Regions from separate parts of the Homo sapiens genome. Here region 1 is linked to region 2. A link is a loop called in an ENCODE intact Hi-C map of the cell type or tissue named here. Cell type or tissue: gastrocnemius medialis. All regions are shown on one strand. Each heading gives the region's core, and the rest is flanking DNA. Links, peaks and the distances in the headings are about the cores only.

Region 1 (9,788 bases), core at 1,789-9,788, 53 kb before region 2:
ATTATGGCTGGGTTTGCTCTTATGTCTGAGGGTTGTCTAATGAGTGATCTGATCCTGTCTGGCTACTACTACTAGGGCTAGTAGGTGACTTGGCTTTGCTTCCTGTGTCTCTTCTACCATCAAGCTAGCTTGGGTGTGTTCTCATGGTGATGGCACAGGCAGGAGAGAACAAGTCCCAGGGAACAGCCCATTTCAGAACTCTGCTTGTGCCAATATGCCCACATCCCATTGACCAAAACAAACCATATGGCACAGCTTAGGGTCAAGGGGCAGAATCAGTCACCCACAGAAGTGGAAGGGTATGGACAAAAGAGTAGGGTGCTTGCATAAGGATAAACACATAGACCAATGGAATAGAAAGTCCAGAAGTAAACCTGTACATCCATGTCCAACTGATTTTTGACAAGAGTCCCAAGGCCATTCAATGGAGAAAGAATAGTATCTTCAACAAATGTTACAGAGACAACTGGATATCTATATGCGAGAAATAAGGAAATTGGACTCTTACCTCACACCACACACAAAAATTAATTCAAAGTGGATCAAAGATTTAAATGTAAGAGCTAACCTGTAAAAGTCTTAGAACAAAACATAGAATAAATCTTTATGAGCTTGTATTTAGCAATGCATTTTTGCTATGACACCAAAAGTATGAAAACAAAAGAAAAAATAGATAAATTGGACTTCGTCAAAATTAAAAATGCTGTGTATCAAAAGACATTATCATGAACATGAAAATGCAACCAACAGAATGGCAGAAAGTATTTTTAAATCTTGTATCAGACAAGAGCCTGGTATTCCAAATATATACTTAAAAACCTTCTACAATGCAACAGCTAAAAAAAAAAACAAGCCAATTAAAAATGGGCAAAAGAGGCCAGGCACAGTGGCTCACGCCTGTAATCCCAGCACTTTGGAAGGCCGAGGCAGGTGGATCACGAGGTCAGGAGATCGAGACCACAGTGAAACCCCGTCTCTACTAAAAACACACACAAAAAAAACTCGCCGGGCGTGGTGGCAGGCGCCTGTAGTCCCAGCTACTCGGGAGGCTGAGGCAGGAGAATGGCTTGAACCCGGGAGGCGGAGCTTGCAGTGAGCCGAGATCGTGCCACTGCACTCCAGCCTGGGCGACAGAGCAAGGCTCCGTCTCAAAAAAAAAAAAAAAAAAAAAAAAATGGATGAAATACTTGATTAGACATTTTTCCAGAGAAGATATCCTAATGGCCAACAGTAGATGCAAAGATGTCCAACATTGTTAGTCATGAGGGAAATGCAAATCAAAACTACAATAAGACACTACCACACACCCACTGGGATGGCTATTTCAGAAAGTTCAAAATAAATTTTGGTGAGAACATGAAGAAATCAAACCCTTGTGTATTGCTGGCAGAAATATAAAAATTATTATAGTTATTGCAAAAAACAGTTTGGAAGTCCCTCAAAAAGTTAAACATAGATTTACTATATGACAAGCAACTTCATCCTTGACTATATACCCCAAATAATTGAACAAGCGTTCAAATAAACATTTGTAGATAAATGTTCATAGCAGCCCTATTCACAACAGATAAAAGGTGGAAACAACTCAAATGCCCACCAATGAATAGACACACAATGGAATATTATTCAGTCATGAAAAGGAACGAAATACTGATACATACTACAATGTGGATGAACCTTGAAAAAAATTATGTAAGTGAAAGAAACCAGACGTAATAGTCTATATTGTGTGATTCTATTTACATAAAATATCCAGATAGGTAAATCAATAGAAAAGAAAAAGCAAATGAGTGATTGCCAAGAACTGTTTAATGTGTATGGGATTTTTGGGAGGTGCGATGAAAATGCTTTGAACAAAATGGAGACGGCGACCACACAACATTGTGAATGTGCTAATTACCACTAAGTTGTACCCCTTAAGATTATTAATTTTATGTTAGGTGAATTTCAGCTCAATTAGAAAAACAATTGGAAGGTACTGCAAAGTTGCATGGCAAATGTGTACAGGGAGAAATGAAGAAGTGGGACCATTCATGTAATGGATCCCAACACAGCAATAGGGAATATGTTTTCCTGATACGCCCTCTGTACAAAGATTCCCCTGAGAAACAAGGGAGATGGCTGCAACCATTGTAGATGACGACTAAAGGTTTGATTATGCTGAATTCTGACAAACTCTTGATCTCTTCCCCGCTTAGAGACACAAACAACAACTACTAGTCCTACAGACTAAATGGATGAATATATAATATCAAATTACTTTTCCTCTCTGGGCTTCAGTGTCTATAATTTTATAAGGGCGTTGCCATTGACTGGATGGTTTCTTCCAGCCCAGCCACTCTATAACACTTGCTTCTGTTAGACTTACAGACAAAGTAGCTCCATGTGAATGCACTCATTTAGGAGAGGAAGAGGAAAAGTTGAAGACAGAAATGCAAGTATGGAAAAGATGTTTCACTAACTTCACCTTTTGCTTCGTAACACTTTCCACTGCAGATCACCTGAGAAATCTGTGTTCTCCACTTCTTTGGAAAAGAAAAATATTTCCCTTTTTCTCTGTCTTCTTGTCTAAGTGCCCAAATGTCTCCTTGACCCCTCTTTCTTCCTACACAGGATCATCAGGAATGGGGGACCTTGAGGTGCACCCCATGTATATTCATGCCTGAAGACCTGATTTTGTATACATGTGGAAGACATCTGCCTTGTGGGAAACGGCGGTATCTCCATTCCTAGTATCACTAGCATTACTATCAATGGTGTATGGTCTTTTGGGGATTGTGTAAGCAATGGAAATTTGCACAGCCAAAGATTCCATTACTGTATAAAACTAACGACTCCACAATTACGGAAAAATAAATTAGTGGTGGCTTCCAAAGTCCTGGCATATTAAGGGAGGATGCAAACACAGGTGTGTCAGCCAGGCATAGTAGCTCACGCCTGTAATCCCAGCACTTTGGAAGGCTGAGGCGGGCAGATTTCTTTTTTTTTTTTTTTTTTTTGAGACGGAGTCTCGCTCTGTCGCCCAGGCTGGAGTGCAGTGGTGGGATCTCGGCTCACTGCAAGCTCCGCCTCCCGGGTTCACGCCATTCTCCTGCCTCAGCCTCCCAAGTAGCTGGGACTACAGGCGCCCGCCACTACGCCCCGCTAATTTTTTGTATTTTTTAGTAGAGACGGGGTTTCACCGTTTTAGCCGGGATGGTCTCGATCTCCTGACCTCGTGATCCGCCCGCCTCGGCCTCCCAAAGTGCTGGGATTACAGGCGTGAGCCACCGCGCCCGGCCGGGCAGATTTCTTTAGGTCAGGAGTTGGAGACCAGACTGGCCAACATGGTGAAACCCCATCTCTACTAAAAGTACAAAACTTAGCCAGGCATGGTGGTGCATGCCTGTAATCCACCTGCTCAGGAGGCTGAGGCAGGAGAATTGCTTGAACCTGGGAGGCGGAGATGGCAGTGAGCTGAGATGGTGCCACTGTACTCCAGCCTGGGTAACAGAGCAAGACTTCGTCTCAAAAACAACAACAGCAACAAATCCCAAACACAGATGTGTTGACCCACATTTTGGAGAGAAAATCAAGCATTTTTCTGTCTGAAATTTGAAGTAATATTATATCTATTATTGCCTATGATAATATTAATCATCCCCAACCCTTACTCGGCATTTTATAAAGTACTAAGCAGTTTTGCATCCATTGTCTCAGTTTTATCCTCAAACAATCCTGTGAGGAAGGTGGAGCTTGTGCTATCCTCATTCAACAGAGGGTTAAACTGACAATCAGAAGTTTAAGTGAATTTCATAAAATTTTACAAACAATAAGAGACCAAGAGCCCACACCTGTGGCCTTTTTCTCTTTCACCACGTTAAGTTCCCTCACCACACTCATAGGCCCCTTACTCTCCTACCTGAGGATGCCCAACTTCAAACAATGCTCACCTCCTGGTTGGCTGTTGCAAGAGGCTCCTAAGGGTGTCCCAGCCTTTTTTATCCACCACATCGTATATAACTATTAAGTGATCATCATAAAATGCAAATATGATCATGCCTCTCTCCTCCTTAATAATCATTAATGCTCCTTCTGTCCTCAGAAACACTATTATCTACAGAATATAGAATGGTGTGATCTGGTGTCTAATTTTCCAGGCTCATCTCTTACAATTCGGTAGCACAAAATCTATCCTTAAAGCCCATAAAGTTGATTTTTTTTAAATCCCTGAATTAGAACTGCATGCTGCTTAATGATTCTGGGTCTCTTCATATACTCTTCTCTCCTCGTGGATCTTCTCTTCTCATCTGACACATTAATGCCTATTTATCCTTCAAGCATCAGGTCAAATATTACTGTAAATGAAGCTTGCCCTAACTTCCATAGGAAAAGCCAATCACTGCCTTCTGTCAGTTCTCCTGCTTTCTTGTGCAAAACATTGCCCTGTAATAACTTAACGTTTGATTGGAATTTTATATTATGAAATCCATGCTGTCAGATGTCAAGAATTTTCATCATTATTGCCTCAGTATCTATCACAGCTGTGGCATACAGGAAGTACTCAATAAATATACGTTAAATGTTTAAATGAAGGATTCAAGGAGAACTTTATAAAAAGTACACTCCTTTCATTTCTTCCTGTTTGCTTATCTCTATTGGCCAGTACTCATTCTTCCTAAAAGCAACTTACTATGTGGGGTCATTAACACTCTGTGGTGTTTTTCCATGGCAGATAAGGAGTTGAAGGCAGTCTAAGCAGGGACTCTGTGAGGCAGACACAATCCCACCTGATTCCTTTCCCTGGGTCAGGGGTCAGGAGTTGCATTGCATGTATTTCAGGGTCTTTGAGACTAAAAACCCGTAAGACAGCTGTTGTCCACAGCCACCTCAGAGAAACCCTGGACTGGCATTGACCCAAAACAACCCAAATCTCAGGGGCTTAGGCTGAAACAATCTGTGATGGGAATGTAATACTCCATATAGTTTTCAGTTAGTTCTGGTTTCCATTTATCTTTCTTTCTTGGCAGGTAGGGCAAGGGTGAGAGGAAAATGGGGTAGGTGGGGAGTGGAACTTGATTGAATTACCTGCCAGGCCTTCAGAAACCCACACAAAAGAAACTCACAACTCAACTTGGCATCTCTTTAGGAACCATTCCTTGAAGGCTGCTGATGGAGATGCTAGTGCTTAGGAAAGCATTAGGCTGCCCTCAGATAATTCGTGTGGCAGGATCAGTGTAAGAACATATCGTTCTTGGCAAAGGTGAAAAGAGCCTGCTGAGTTGGAGAGACAGATCGGAGACTTTCCCCAGCCTACCCTCTGCCTGTTGGCATTATTTACATCCTCACTTCCCTCGTCACAGGACAACTATGCCAAGGTTGTCTATCCGCAGAAGGTTTGGGTTCACAATTGCCATGCAATATTTATTCCTTTCCTTTCTTTACCATTGAACTTCTTACCTCGACCACTGAGAATTTGTTACCATCACTTCTACTTCATCTGATATTTATGAGCACAGTTTCTACATCATTTAGTAGCTGAGGCCTTTCTCTACCGCATGAAATATACAGATATCACTTACAAAAGAACATTTCATAGTTATTTCAATATGGTTACGGCTTTAAAATAGGTCAGTCTGTTTCCTCTGTCTTGTAGAACATTGTAGCATTTATTATTTCTAAAATTCATCTGACATTTATTTCTTGAACAGTACATTCACTGCCCATTAATTTGTATTAAGCAACTGATTGAGACCAGGGGTGGCACTCCTCAAACATAATTGTGTCATCTAATGTACTGCACAGATCTACACGTCTCAGACATCTTGCTGATGTGAATTTTTTGAGTCAAGAACTGGGCTAACTCAGCTTCGTATCACTGTGTATATCTCAGTACTGAGAATATAGAAGACCCACAGGTTTTCTAAAAAATTTAAGCCTAATTTCCCCTAAACTTTCACATTGCGGATAAAGATGGGATCATAGCATCATCAGTGATTAATCCAACTAACAGTGCCAATTCTTGGGCTCATCTTTAGAATCAAGACCTCCAGTGTTCAGCACTGTAATGTCCTCTATGTTTTTTCTGAGAGTTTCCAGGAAGCGTCACATAAGATCTGAAAAAGTGCTATTTCTATGACTCTGACGGGCCCCGTGGTCCCCACCAGAATACTGTCGATGGTCTGTCTTCTGTCGCCTGGTGTTTCCTCACTCTCCTTCGGTGGTTCCACCAGGTACCACAGACCCTCCTTGCACCCCCATGCCCACCAAGTGCCAATGCTACCCCCAGTCCCAGGCTGTGTATAGTCTCTGTGGGCTCTGAGAGACCATGAGGCAGAGGATGCTACTGCATTTAATGAAGCAGCTCTTTTTCCCTTCAACAAACCGTATGACTGGAGCGCCCCAGAATTTGAGGTTAACATCTACTACATTGTTCCTGGAAATACCATTTTACTGTAAAGATCATGGTTTGCTATTTTGTCCATAAGTTTTCTGAAACAGGCCCAGACACATCTGAATCCCCGAATGAGTCCAACTTGAGGCTCAAATCCATAGTATATTTTTTCATTTCTTATTATAAAAGTCATACATATTTACTGTAGAAGAATATAAAAGAAAATAACAATCACTTGTGATCTCACAGCCCAGACTAAACATTTTGACATATATTATTTAATCCCTCTTGCCATTTGTTTGAAATAAACTGGAGGAAATAGTATTGATCAAAATTTCTCTTGTATTCATTGAGAGATTTACTTTGAGGCTGAGACCCCAATAAGATGCTTAGTAGCAAAAGTTGGTTTCTGGAATTGCTCTGAAAAGTAATGAAATATGGAATTAGAGCTCCCCTGGAGAAAAAAAAACTGAGAAGGAAAGTGCATTTGGAAACTATGATGGCATGGCAGAGAAGGAACTGGGGCAAAATGAAAAGTTGGATGTAGGTTTTTGAGCCATACATTGTGCACAGCAGACTGCAGTCTTTATTACCCTGACCTTAACATGAGACAGAAAACCAACTGAGATATAGAATCCAACAGAATGCCACTGAAATGCAAATAAGAATTTTAAATAAGCCAGAAAAAAAGAATACCAAAAAAACTCAAAATAAAATTGAGGAAGAGATAGATCAGTTGAATAATTCCATCTAATTATAAAGCAACCTTGGTTGGTGAAGGATGGTGGAAGAGAGGAAGGGGGCAAGGAGAAGACTCCCTAAAGTCAGAAAGAAGAATGATGTATCTTGGATGTGTCTTGATCCCAAGAACATGCTTTTCTCTGAGCAGTAGAGGGCTGTGAGACCCCCACTACTTGGAGAAAATGAATATTCAAAAATGTTTAGGCAGGTCACTGTGGCTCACGCCTGTAATCCCAGCACTTTGGGAGGCCAAGGCGGGCAGATCACGAGGTCAGGAAATCGAGACCATCCTGGCTAACATGGTGAAACCCCGTCTCTACTAAAAATACAAAAAAATTAGCCTGGCGTGGTGGCAGGTGCCTGTAGTCCCAGCTGTTCTGGAGGCTGAGCTAGGAGAATGGCGTGAACCTGGGAGGCAGAGCTTGCAGTGAACCGAGATGGTGCCACTGCACTGCAGCCTGGCCGACAGAGTGAGAGTCCGTCTCAAAAACAAAACGAAACAAGAAACAATAAGGTTTAATAGTGTTGAATGTTTTGGGGACTACCAGATTTCACATCCTGACTTAAATTTTCTGACCTGTATGAACCTCCACCCATTAAGATGGTAACCCCAACTCACTATCATGTTGTTTCTTATTTTATTTTTAAAAATTATTTATTTATTTTATTTTAATTTATTTTATTTTTATTTTTTGACAGTGTCTCACTCTGTCTCCCAGGCTGGAGTGCAGTGGCATGATCTCGGGTCACTGCAAACTCCGCCTCCTGGGTTCAATTAATTCTCCTGCCTCAGCCACCCGAGTAGCTGGGATTACAGGTGTGCCAACACGTTCAGCTAATTTTTGTATGTTTAGTAGAGACGGGGTTTCGCCATGTTGGTCAGGCTGGTCTTGAACTCCTGAACTCTGGTGATCCACCCGCCTCGGCTTCCCAAAGTGCTGGATTATAGTCGTGAGCCACTGCACCCAGCCCATGTTGTTTCTTTAGTGGGTATATCTTAATATCCTAGAAAGGACAGGGAAGGAATAAATCACTTTCATGATATGAGTTTAATTAAATTTAGGAATAATCTGTGAACCCGTAATTTGTAAAGTACTTCTGATGATTAAGAGCAATTGGCATGCTGACTAATATGACAGATTAGTCTTGTGATCCCAATTTAAACTTTATAACTGTAATTTATTTTAGTCACATTGATTGAAATACGTAAAAACTTTGCTAACTTTGTACATAATACTAAAACATTTAAGAAAAGTTAAGGTTTTCTACAGTTATGTTGAATTTATTAGGTCTACTATGTTGGAGAAGCTTTGTTTGTTAGTGACAATTAGAAAATTGAGCATGTTAAATTTATAAATGCATTTAAAAATATTTAATAGAATTTAACTATGTTCATTGAATAATCAAATACTTCTTTCAACATACTTATCAAAATTTACCAGATTTTTATGAATAGAATAATACAATTTTTAAATATCTATGATGTTCAAAGAAAAAGCTGATATTTAAGTCTGTCACTATCACTTATTAATTTATTCAAAAAATGTTAGTGAGGGTCTTCAATAACTATTCTGTGTGCTGGAGACAGGGCAGTGACCAAAGTACTTGCTCTCAAATGACTTACATTCTCCTGGAATGACAGACATAAACAAATAAAAAGTGTAATCTGTAGCATGGCAGAAGATGCAAAGTTCAATAAAGAAAGCTAATTCAAGGCAAGGGGGATGGGGCTTGCTGGACAGATAAGCTGGGGTAAAGGTGTGGTCTGCTGTTTTTATATAAAGGGGTGAGAGATGGCCCCACTGACTGGGTGGCATTTGAAGAGAAACTCCAGGAATTGAGGAAAGGAATTGACAGAATTTACAGGTATCCAGTGGAAAAGCTTTTCAAGGCAAGGCACCCCAAGGGGACAGCAGGGGCTCCAGGAAGGGAGTCCCTTCACAGAAAGCCACACTGATTACATCCTTAGAGCACAAGCACATGGCATACCCCAGAGAGGGCAGAGCCAGACTACAGCCTTCCAGTGACTCGTCTTGTCCTGGCTTCCTAAACGCACACTCTCCAGAGACTTTGACCCTTTCAACTCCCTCCAGCATTTTTTTTCTGAAAAATCTAGATTGCACTTGTGCCTTTCACCCTTCTAAAAACAGATTCTACATTATTGTCACCTTATTATTATTACATGTGTAAGCTTACCTTTCCTAAAGAGTTATAAGAAACTTGTAAGAGAATCACATCTTAAGGCCGGGCACGTGGCTCACGCCTGTAATCCCAGCACTCTGGGAGGTCAAGGTGGGCGGATCACCTGAAGTCAGGAGTTTGAGACCAGCCTGGCCAACATGGTGAAACCCCATCTCAACTAAAAATACAAAAATTAGCCGGGCATGACAGTGGGTGCCTGTAATTTCAGCTACTCAGGAGACCGAGGTGGGAGAATCACTTGAACCCAGGAGGCGGAGGTTGCAGTGACCCAAGACAGTGCCATTGCACTCCAACCTGTGTGACAAAGTAAGACTCCATCTCAAAAAAAAAAGAAAAAAAAAAAAGAATCAGGTCTTCAGTCACTAAATGTATGGGATGGGATAGAATTAGCTCTTCAGCAGTAACATTTGCTATAGGATAATGGCTGATACTGATGGAGGACATGTGAGCCCCAAAATTGGAGCTTAGTACA
Region 2 (12,380 bases), core at 2,632-10,631:
TTCTCACACTGCTAATAAAGACATACCCGAGACTGGGTAATTTGTAAAGGCAAGAGGTTTAATTTTCTCACAGTTCTGCAGAGCTGGGGAGGCCTCAGGAAAATCACAATCATGATGGAAGGGGAAGCAAACATGTCCTTCACATGATGGCAGGAAGGAGAAGAATGAGTGTCCAGTGAAGGGGGAAGCCTCTTACAAAACCATCAGATCTCATGAGAACTAACTCACTATCACAAGAACAGGATGGGAGAAATCACCCTCATGATTCAATTATCTCCACCTGGTCCCTCTCATGACCAGGGGATTATGGGAACTACAATTCAAGATGAGATTTGGGTAGGGACATAGCCAAACCATATCATTCCATCCCTGGCTCCTCCCAAATCTTATGTCTTCACAATTCAAAACATAACATACCCTTCCAACAGAAGTCTTAACTCACTCCAGCATTAACTCAAAAGTCCAAGTCCAAAGTCTCATCTGAGACAAGGCAAGTCCCTTCTGTCTATGAGACTGTAAAATCAAAAGCAAGTTAGTTTCTTCGTAAATACAATGGAGGTACAGGTATTGGGTAAATACACCCATTCCAAATGGGAGAAACTGACAAAACAAAGGAGCTACAGGACCCATGCAAGTCTGAAATACAATAGGGCAGTCATTAAATCTTAAAGTTCTAAAATGATCTCCTTTGACTCCTTGTCTCACATCCAGGTCATGCTGATGCAACAGGTGGGTTCCTATGGTCTTGGGTAGCTCCGTCCCTGTGGCTTTGCAGGGTACAGCCCCCCTCTAGGCTGCTTTCATGAGCAGGTGTTGAGTTTCTGCGCCTTTTCCAGGCACATGGGTGCAAGCTGCAGGTGGATCTACCATTCTGGGGTCTAGAGGACTGTGGCCCGCTTCTCACAGCTCCACTAGTCAGTGCCCCAGTGGGGACTCGGCACTGGGGCTCCAACCCCACATTTCCCTTCCACACTGCCCTAGTGGAGTTTCTTCTTGAGGGCTCTGCCCCTGCAGCCAACTTCTGCCTGGACATCCAGGTGTTTCCATACATCCTCTTAAATCTAAATGAAGGTTCCATAACCTCAATTATTGACTTCTGTGCACCTGCAGGCTCAACACTATGTGGAAGCCACAAGTCTTGGGGATTGCACCCTCTGAAGCCATGGTCTGAGCTGTACCTTGGCCCCTTTTAGCCATGGCTGGAGAAGCTGGGACATAGGACACAAAGTCCCTAGGCTTAACACAGCAGGAGAACCCTGGGCCTGGCCCAGGAAACTGTTTCCTTCTCCTATGCCTCAGGGCTTGTGAGGGGAGGGGCTGCCATGAAGGTCTTTAACATGCCCTAGGGACATTTCTCCCACTGTCTTGGTGTTAACATTTGGCTCCTTGTTACTTATGCAAATTTCTCCAGTCAGCTTGTATTCCTGCCCAGAAAATGGGGTTTTCTGTTCTATCACATTGTCAGGCTTCAAATTTTCCAAACTTTTATGCCCTGTTTCCTCTTGTATGCTTTGCTGCCTACTTCCACCAGATGCCCTAAATCATCTCTCTCAAATTTAAAGTTCCATAGATCTCTAGGGCAGGGCCAAAATGCCACCAGTCTCTTTGCATAGCAAGAGTAAGCTTTACTCCAGTTCCCAACAAGTTCCTCAGCTCCATCTGAGACCACCTGAACCTGGACTTCATTGTCCATTTCACTATCAGCATTTTGGTCAAAGTCAGTCAACAAGTCTCTAGGAAGTTCCAAACTTTCCCACATTTTCCTGCCTTCTGAGCCCTCCGAGTCTCTAGGAAGTTCCAAACTTCACCACATTTTCCTGTCTTCTTCTGAGCCCTCCAAACTGTTTCAACCTCTGCCCGTTACCGAGTTCCAAAGTCACTCCCACATTTTTGGGTATCCTTAGAGCAGCATCCCACTTCTGGTACCAATTTACTGTATTAGTCCATTCTCAACATGCTGCTAATAAACACACACACAAGACTGGGTAATTTATAAAGGAAAGAACTTTAATTGACTTACAGTTCTGCAGGGCTGGGGAGGCCTCAAGAAACTTAAAATCATGGAGGGAGGGGAAGTCAAACAAATCCTTCTTCACATAACAGCAGGAAGGAGAAGAATGAGTGCCCAGTGAAAGGGAAGCCCCTTATAAAACCATCAGATCTCGGTGGATCACGAGGTCAGGAGATCGAGACCATCCTGGCTAACATGGTGAAACCCATCTCTACTAAAAAATACAAAAAATTAGCTGGGTGCGGTGGTGGGTGCCTGTAGTCCCAGCTCCTTGGGAGGCTGAGGCAGGAGAATGGTTTGAACCCAGGAGGTGGAGCTTGCAGTGTGCCAAGATCACACCACTGCACTCCAGCCTGGGAGACAGAGTGAGACTCCGTCTCAAAAAAAAAAAAAAAAAAAAAAAAAAAAAGAAATCATCAGGTCTCAGGAGAACTAACTCACTATCACAAGAACAAGATGGGGGAAACTGCCCCCATGATTCAATTATCTCCACCTGGTCCCTCCCACAACACATGGGGATTGTAGGAACTACAATTCAAGACAAGATTTGAGTGGAGACACAGCCAAACCATATCACTGGTGGAGCACCAGTGTCTTGAGATCCGAGATTTGTGTGTCTTTTACTGTACTCTTTTTCCAACCTGGCCCAGTGGCTGTCAGAGAATGAAGTTGAATTTGTTGTACTGATGGATTAGCAGCTCCTCCATGGTCCTGGAAGGATTAACAGGCCCTGAATGGAGAGGAGGGAGGCAGATAGACATGGTGTCTGACATCTCCACTGATGTTACAGCTTCATACCCAGTAGTTCTTTTGAGATAAACATGATGTTCCCCATTAAGCTGGTGAACTTTAAATAAACAAGAGAGGGTTTTTTTTTTCCTCCAGGTTCTCCTTTTGAGATGAAACTGTAGGAAATCTATCACATTTGAAATTCTTGCTCATGTTTTTCTATTTAGTTCAACTTATTTTCCAAATTACAATTTGGGTCATAAATACCAAAATAAGTTGCTTGGTATTTTTGGGAAAACAGTATATTAATTTATCTGATTTTTGCATTTTTTCTACTTCTAAGAAAAAACAGGAGACATTCATGGCAATGTGATATGACAGGAGATTGTCCTGTTGGTAGTGATGGTTTGTTTTTTTTCTGTATTGCCCACCCATTGTACAGCATTCAGAGAATTCTGAAAGTATAAAGAAGGAATTGTAATTCTTAAATTACCTTTTATTGTCAAAATAAGCATTTTTTTCTTGAGCTGGATTTCTCAAAAGCAAACACTGAGAGAAGAATTGGCATGTACGTTATTTATTTTGGAAGTAACCTCAAGATCACCTGTAGGAGAGTGGGGAAGTAAGAGGAGGAAGGAAGGTATTCGACAGAAAGTGTGTTGAAGAGCAGGTCACCATCATAAGCAACGGGCTTAATCCTGCTGGGGATGTCTGTGAGGCTATATAATACAGACCTCTGAGTTGTCCCACTCAGTTAAAAGTAAATTGATGTATTCATATGCCATGTCCGGCCCATGATTGGTTGAGGGCTGCTGCTAGGGATGTTAACTTGCTGGGCACCCACTCATGTCTTCTGGTCCTGCTCCAAGCACAGACTGACGAAGTTACCATGGTCAAAGAAAGCCCTTAGGCTGAGACTCGGGGGAAGGTACATTAAAAAGAGAGCATGCACCAGAACAGTGTGTGGTACAGAGGCACAGGAGGGCATGGACAGCGCCTCCCACACAATCATTAGAGACTGGCTGGCATAGACCCAATCCAGCACCAAGTTCTACCCTCCCCTACAAACAGGCAGTGCTTAACAGATACAGCAGTAACAGAAACAATAGTTTAGGAAAATCAAATTCAAGACTGAACATACCAACAAAAGTCACCTTTAGTGGTTGTGGCAGTGAACCAAGGCTCCAAACATGCTTGCACCAGGTGACTTGGTCTCTTGTGTTCCTGTCATTCACCAGGAGGAGAACATGCACCCACGTAGTTGCTTGTCCAAGGAGAGTGTGAAGTGGGGCAAACCTGAATCCAACCCAAATGCAGAAGCCCAGCCCAGCTAAATGTCACCTAGAGTAGAGCCACCTTAGTCTGCAGATGTGTGAGCAAGAAAAATAAATGCTTATCATTGTCAGTCACTACTTTTCAGGATTGTTTGTTATGCAGTATTATTGCAACAATAGCTGACTGACACAATACTCCAGGGAACAGATTTAATAGAGCAATGAGAACAATAGTTTAAATTTTTAATTGCAATCTTCACAGACATAGAGTGGATATTACAGACCTTTTTAAAAAGGAAGAGAGAATCAATGAGACAGCTTGTGAATTATAAATGCTATCACTAAAATTAAAATCTCAGAAATGTGGACTAAATGGTATCATGGATACAGACAAAGAAGAATAAATTCTTGAGTTCCTAGATACAGCCTAAAACTTGACCTGATGTTTAGCACAAAGAAAGAAAAAAATAACTATAAATCTTGATAAATGATGGATAGATCCAAGAAAGGAGGAAAGCAAATGTGAGAAGTAGTGATGGGAAAAAATATCGAAGAATTAAGAGCTCATCAAATATTTGAGAAGGAATGAATGAAAAAGGGCCATCACTGAGATACATTGCGGCAAATTTTTATTAGAATAATAAAATTTGAGGTAGAGAAAAGGATACCTATGAGGGAAAAAGACTGAATTAATACCAATGCTCTCATCAGCAATGTTGGATTTAAACATTAAAATTAAAAAAAGTTTTGATAAATTAGAAACAGAGGGAAATTTTACTAACTAACTAAATGATAATCCTAGGAACCTATAGCAAACGTCATACTTAATGGTGAAACAATTAAATTATTCTTTTTATAGTTTGTCAATTTTAATTTTCAGTTTCAAATATGTCATACGTAACTTTTCAAGCTAAATTGATACAGATCTATACAAAGAGTGTGAAGGGTTGCATACTATTTCATTCTATACCTGATGTGTTCTAATGTATTTAGTCAGTCCCTCTTTTGTAGGGGATTGATGATGTCTAATTTAAAATTGAAAAATGTGCATGACAGTTGAAAATTCCTCTACCCTCTCTAAATCTGATTGGATATTACCAATATCTTTAATCTTGAGTAATTAATGACTAAAAAATACATCTTCTGGGTTTATTAAAATATTCTTTTACAAGTACTACTCTGCAGTGTATATGCTGTGGAAATTTTAAAAATAAAATCGAAAAATAAAAGTACTACTCAGCTCAGGAGGCTAAGGTGGAAGGATCGCTTGAGTCTGGGAGGTGGAGGTTGCAGTGAGCCAAGTTCATGGCACTGCACTCCAGCCTAGGCAACAAACTTCTCTCAAAACAAGCAAACAAAAGAAAGTGCCACTAAAGCTAAAGATCCTCTTATATTTTTTCATTCAATATGAATGACTGGTGAATACGTGCACCAGGTCTTTCCCGAGCAATAGGAATACATCACTGAACCAAATGCGATTCACTGCCCTCAAGAACCCCATGTCTTCCTTCTTTTACCAGCTATCTGTTAATCTACTCAGCTGGTCTTCTTGCTCCCTTTGATTTTTACAAACCATTCATGCATTAGAGTAGTAATCCTTTGTCATGTGTGTTACAAAAATTTGTAGCACGCTGTTTATGTTTTAGCTCTTTAGAGTTCTTTTGTGGAATCTCAGGGAAGTTTTGACTTTATGTAGACACATTTTTTATGTTTGCCTATTTTTCTATCTATTTATCCCAGGATTGAAGAAATAGTCTCCTACATTTTCTTCTAATATTTTTATAATTATTGAGCTTTTAACTGAAACTTTTAACAGATTTATTCCCTGCCTGGGCATGACTTAAGAATCATATATACCATGTATAATCTAGAGTGCATTGTTTGGTAATGAAAGAGTGCTTTCACATATTAATGGTTATGCTTTTACTCCTGCATCAGATTCTCCTGTGTTAAACATGGTGATGTCACCAGAATGGTATCAAATCACCCAAGTCAAAATGTTCTTCTTCGAAGCAGCTGATGCCTTTAGAATAAGGTCCAAAATCCTTAACATGGCTTACACAGCCTTTCACCACAGGCCTCCCTAGCCTCTCCCCAGCGCAGCTCACCCTCCTCTTCCTGGCCCCTGCACCTACTTCAATTGCGGCTCCCTGCACATGTCATGCCCTCTCCCCTGGAGCCCTCCTGCCTGACCTGGTTGCTTCTCACTTAGCTAACTCCTATTTATCCCTCAGTTTCCATGTTCCCTGCTCAAGGAAAGGCTGGCAGTCAGTTTATAAATATTTCTTGGGCCACCTACTAAATGCCAGACCAATGATCACCCTCACTCCGCAACCAAGGCTGAAGAGGTATTAATCCTATGTCTGGCATATCAGCCATCACAACAACTTACAACAGCCTCATGGCTTGATGGTAACAAATTGCTAGGCAGCAAGCATCTTGAGGGTAAGGACCTTGTCTTTTTCACTAGCGTTGCAGCAGCTGACATAGAAATCAAAGTGAATACAGACAAAACGGTAAACCAATGAGAGCCAGGAGGAAAGTATGATACAATTTCATTTCCTGGAAAGTGAATAGGGCAAGAGAAAATATGCCTGTTGTTCAAATACCTGTGCCATGGGTGGCTTTGAAAGAACACTGACTTTGAAGTCAGGAGAACTTGTTTCAACTTGTGGTGGCATCCAGTCCCAACCCTATGACCTTGAATGAGTAAACTTTTTCAGCTCCTGTTTCCTCATCTATTAATCAGCATAACGCCTATGCTATCCAAATCTCAGGGTTATTACATTTCTTGAACTTTATGATGTGCCACACATTGCAATTATTTCATTAATTTTATTACCTTGTTTAATCTTCATGCTGTATGGTGGAGATATTATTATTATCCTCACCCATAAGTTGGAGAGTCTAAGGACACTGGGCCCACATGAGGAAATTAGAGAGGGTTACTTAGTGTAGTAAGAGTACTTAGAGTTTATTTAGTGTCGTCTGAACCTTGGAGGGGTTAAATGAGCTAACCAAGTTCACACAGCTTCAAAATGGTAGAGCTGAGATTCTGACCCAGGACTGCTCGACACCTGAGCAAGAGCACTTAATCACTGCTTAAGGCTCACTCATGTCAGAACAAGAGAGTTTGTAAGTGGACAGGCTTTGCAAACTGTCAAGCACAAGGTAAATGCTGGTGATGAGGAGCAAGTCATTTGTACAACAAGGAAGGCAGCGGTATCATCTGGACGTATGTTTGCCTTCAGGGAGGGATGAATGCCTGGGATTTCAGATCTGATCCAAGTTCAATGTGTCTGGCCCAAGGTTATTTTTGATTCAAGGCCACTGTGTCCTGGTTTCTATCAACACTGAAATAAACACCGCTTTGCAATCTGCGCCTTTTATTAATGATGTGACTCACTTAATGAGGGCTTTGCTGACTCACATCAATCTTCTTTGTAGAAGAGGCCCATCAAGGAATTGTAGACAGCTGCCAGGCTGGATCTACTCTGCGTCAGCGTTTGGCAAGTTCAGCCACCCTGCAAACACCTTTTCTTCAGAAGAGGGGAAAGAGTGAAGCTTCAAGGCTAAAGATCAGCACAACACACACACACACAGACACACACACACACACACACACACATTTAAAAACCTATTTTATTGGGTTTATCTGGACATTGTTGTTGTCGTTGTTTTAAGTTCCAGGCAGCCAAGCAGCCATGGATGGATTACTCTTAAAACCTGATCATAAAATATTGTCCACATGGGCAAAGGCACTAATCAAAACTGTGAAAGGAAAGGTTTGAATTAAGGAAAAAGTTCAATGAGACACAAGGGATTTTTCATTGCAAAGTTTCTCTAATTTTGTATCCCAGGCTGACCCATAAAGGAACAAAATATTCTGCCTTGATGACAACATGTGATTTAGCGTAGTCTGTATTACAGAATGGCCACAGCTTGAAGATGGCAGCATGGTTTCCCCAGAGTCTGGAGCAGAACTTGTAGTTTTGTCTACACACAATGACCCATTGACCATTTTTTCCTGAGGAATTGCTTTTTTTGTTGTTGTTATGTGAAAAAGCTTTGCCCAGTCTGCTAGTTCTTAGGTCTGTTTTTTGTCACTGTCCACATAGAGTTCTTGGAAAACAATACGGGCTAACCCCAAGTTTGGTTGTGAATTTCTTCCATAATAACCCACACGTCTTGTTTTACATGTAAGTTGCTTGCTGTGTCCTTCTCTCCTTGCCCTCCCTATGAGTCACCCACTTAGGTTGGGAGCTTCTAGATAACGACGCCCCTTCCAGGACCAGCATCCGTCCCTTTTCCAACCGCACAGTCCTGCCTGGACTGACGAAGGAAACCTAAAAACAAGGAAAGTTTTCATAAGCATTGCAATAAAAGGAATGGTGCTATTTAAATGTGAGATTATACAATAGATATAACATAGAGTAACACACAAGAATCACCTGGGCAGCACTGTAACTCACCTTTCCAGGATGGCAATTCTGACCTCATAAGAAACATGTAGGGAGTCCCCTTGTAGATTCTATTGTTTCTGGGTTGAGTGATGCTGGAAGTGCGGGGATGCTGAGAGGCTCAAAGAGATTGCTTCATTTAGAGGACTCTCTTTGGCTACCATGCAGAGGTGGAACTGCAGGGCATCTGTGCGGTTCTGAGTTGGGGGTTTCCACAAAACAGTCATTCTCCTCCTCCCCACCCCTGCCTCTAGGCATAAGGAGTGGCAGTGCCTGAGAAGAAGACATGTGGAATTCACAACTGGCCTTGACAGAACACTTGGGCCAGAAGCCAGGCACCAGCAAAGGCAATGGAGGCAGGATAGAGGATTCTCTCCAAAGCAAGATTCCCTATTGCAGCAGGCAGTGGTCACTACAGCAGTTGGCCAGATAGAGAGAAGAACTGCAGAGAGGAATTCATCCTGCCAGAATGCCAGGATGAATTGCTGAAGCATCACCCACCTATCTCGTTATTCGGCTTCTGAACTGGTAACCAGACACCCAGATTAAGAGCTGAGAGGATGACTGTGGAAAGGAAGGGGACAAATATAAGACATGGACACTGTTGAGGGATTCAAAGAAAATGAAAAGAAAAGAAAGGAAATAGCGCACTCAATAAGTAGAGAAGGAATTAGGGAAAATGGTCAGAAACAGTCAGAATGTGGGTGTGTTGGCTGCCATTACCAGTCTTAACAACACCCACAAGAGACAGATGACCGCCAGTTTACAATGGGATGGGCTGCAAGCCCTTGGAAGGGAATACAGCTTCTCCAGGAGGAACATTTTCTGCTTGTAGTCTTCAATTTTAGTAGACTGAGAGTTTAGTAACCCTTACAGGGCTAAAAACAAACAAACAAACAAACAAAAACCAATTTCTCCTAAACTCCAAACTGAAGCAGTTTTAAGTAATGACTTGAAGTCCTGGAATTAGCAAGATATAAAACTTTGGTCCCAAATCTCTGCTCAAAAATCTTTCATTACGGGATCCCTAGCAGATGACATGTTCTAGCCTGGTAGGAATGGTAAGATTACCCAGGATTATCCCCAAAGCCTGTTGTTTTAGACAACTTCAAGGTCACTATTGAGAGGAGGGTTGCATAGAGCACAGAGTTCGGTTTGGAAACTATATGGAAACAAGATCTTTGGCAGTAGTTACTTACACATGCAACTGATGGGAAGCAAATAAACAGGAAATCTACTAAATTATTAAGGGAATTCTATCCAAATAAATCACAAGCTTACCCTCAAAAGCCAGTAATCATTCAACCCCTAAGCAACTCCCAGGCCCTCAAAACTGCACCAGCAGGAAGAGAGCGAATAAAGGGCACAGCCCCCAGAAAGATCAACCTTTCCAAAGCCCACCCCAGATATGACCACCAAGGACAAAAAGCAAGGAGCAGAAGCTGAGGCTGCAGGATGGGACCACCAAGCCATCGACCGACCTGCCAGGTAGGAGGGTCTTTGCTGTGGCTACTTCATGGCATGGCTCATTGCTATAGATCCAGTTGGAAGGAAGAACAGAATTAGGATCACACAGTAGCCACTGCTCAGTAACTATTGTGTGTTTCCAATTCTTTTTCTCCAAGAATACATTTTTGTTTTGGTCATCATATTTCTCCTTCACTGATATAGATTAGATATGGAAGGACAGGAAATGTGTGTTTGGGGTTAGACACTGATTGATGAGGAGCCATAGCAGACATGGAGAAGATTGCACATCATCCTGCAATCATGGAGTTTGAGTTGAGCGCCCTAACTAAATAGGACTTGGGACTGTCTCCCTGTGGAAGAGGAATATGCCAAAGGAATGGAACAAATGCACCTGGATATTCAGGTGGTCAAAAGGGCAGAATGACAGAGACAGATAATTGACCTCAATATCTATTTTCTTCTATCCCAGAAATAAATGTCTAGCTGAACAGATGGCTAGTCAGAGTGAAGAAGATGCTTCATGGCCTCCCTCGCATTGTAACTAAGTTCTAGCCAATTGTATATAAGCCAACAAGGTATATGCACCTTCTAGGAAGATTCCTTAATAGGAGGGTCCAACCTCTTCTTTGGGCTTTCTTCCTTCATGCTGGATGGAAGAAGATGTGATAGATGGCGCTGCAGCAGCCATTTTGTTACTTAGGAATGAAAATGAAAATAAGATGGGCATCCTGATGACTGTGAAACTAAACTTCCACAGCAGCTCCAGACTGCCTAATGATTTTTTTATGAAAGAAAAAATCAACTGAATTTGTAAAAGTCATTATTTTTTTCCCCTTGGCCCTTACAAACTTAATATAACTATAATACATGTATAACCTAAAATTACCCAAAGAAATATTCCAATCAACTAGTAGATGGATCACAATAAAGAGTCCTCACATAGAAAACTATGATATGAAAGAATTGAGAGTAGGTGAGAAAACTATTAAAGTAAAACATAAAGTCTAAATAATTCCCCAGATAAGGCTGTAAAAGTAATTAATGAATAAAAAGTTTCATGATGTAAAGTAATGATTATCATTTAAAAAGTTAAAGGATGTATTCAATCTTACTGATCATTACAATGTTACTGCTGACTTACCATGTGCTAGGCACTGTTGTAAATGCATCCTGTGCACTATGTCATTTTATTTTCATAATAACCCTATGATACTATTATGCCCACTTTCGAGATGGGGCAGCTGAGGCACAGAGAAGGTAAACCCTTTGATCACTGCCCTATGTTATCTGTCAGCCAAAACCTAGGAGATGGCAGAGCAAAGTAAGAAGTTAAATAAGAGTGTTAGTTTCTTCATTTTATATAAAGAGGACTCATGAGTGTTTTGCACTTGTTATTGCCAATTAGGTTATCGATGGCAATGAAGCAAAAACAGAATGTATCTGTTCTAAGTCACTAGAGGAAAAGGTGGTTACGAAAAGGAATTACAGCCCATACAACAAAAAATTAAAAGTAAAGGAAAAATAAGAGAACATTAAAAATAAAGTACAAAACTACAGAAATAAAAGAAAAAATAACACTCATTACATTAAATGTATAGTTGGCCCTCTGCATCTACAGGTTTCACAACTGCAAATTCAACCAACCTCATATTTAAAATATTCAGACATGAACAATAAAGAATAATAATACAATAATTAAAAAGATAAAAATAACAGTATAAGAAAAATTTACATAGCATTTACATTATATTAGATATTATAAGTAATGTAGAAATTATTTTAAGGACACAGTAGGATGTGTGTGGGTGATATGCAAATACTATGCCATTTTTTATGCATGCTTGGATTTTGGCATCCTGGGGGTCCTGGAACCAATCCCCCACTGGTATAGAGGACTGACAGTAAATGCTTAAACTACTCTATTGAAGGGTGAAGTCCCACAAGTTTAGGCAAAATATAAGATACAACAGTGAAATCAATGTACTGTAAATAAGGACCAGAAACTAACCCACTTATTTAGTATATGCTAAAAGAGATATTTTAAGTCAATTGATACATGATTGTATTAGTCTGTTTTCACACTGCTGACAAAGCCATCCCTGAAGCTGGGCAATTTACAAAAGAAAGAGGTTTACTGGACTTACAGTTCCACATGGCTAGGGAGGCCTCACAATCATGGTGGAAGGCAAGGAGGAGCAAGTCACATCTTACGTGGATGGCAGCTGGCAAAAAGAGAGCTTGTGCAGGGAAACTCCCATTTTTAAAACCATCAGATCTCATGAGATTCATTCACTATCACGACAACAGTGCAGGAAAGACTTGCCCCCATAATTCAATCACCTCCCATTGGATTCCTCCTATGACATGTGAGAATTGTGAGAGTTACAATTCAAGATGAGATTTGGGTGGGGACACAGCCAAGCCATATCAATGATG

What was found. A loop is a pair of places that touch in the nucleus more often than their neighbours do. Peaks named below come from ENCODE experiments on the same cell type or tissue, not always from the same donor. Only the 100,000 strongest peaks of a DNase experiment are listed, where the experiment ranks them.
Region 1: a loop joins it to region 2, with 2.0 times the contacts of the local background. A loop is called at or near these places in 2 of 110 quality-filtered maps.

Annotation. Positions count from the first base shown.
Region 1 is chr17:13,716,670-13,726,457 of GRCh38, forward strand. No RefSeq gene overlaps it. Among named protein-coding and RNA genes, the nearest start is that of HS3ST3A1, 120 kb to the left of the region's middle. In gastrocnemius medialis, for the core only: no CTCF peak of the experiment used is centred there; a DNase peak (open chromatin) is centred at 5,232; H3K27ac peaks cover 793 bases.
Region 2 is chr17:13,768,990-13,781,369 of GRCh38, forward strand. LOC107985014 (a long non-coding RNA gene) reads right to left here. Exons shown (of 3, transcript XR_007065628.1): 2 at 8,976-9,038; 3 at 7,639-8,747. Among named protein-coding and RNA genes, the nearest start is that of HS3ST3A1, 170 kb to the left of the region's middle. RefSeq lists an enhancer at 3,831-4,000. In gastrocnemius medialis, for the core only: no CTCF peak of the experiment used is centred there; a DNase peak (open chromatin) is centred at 7,496.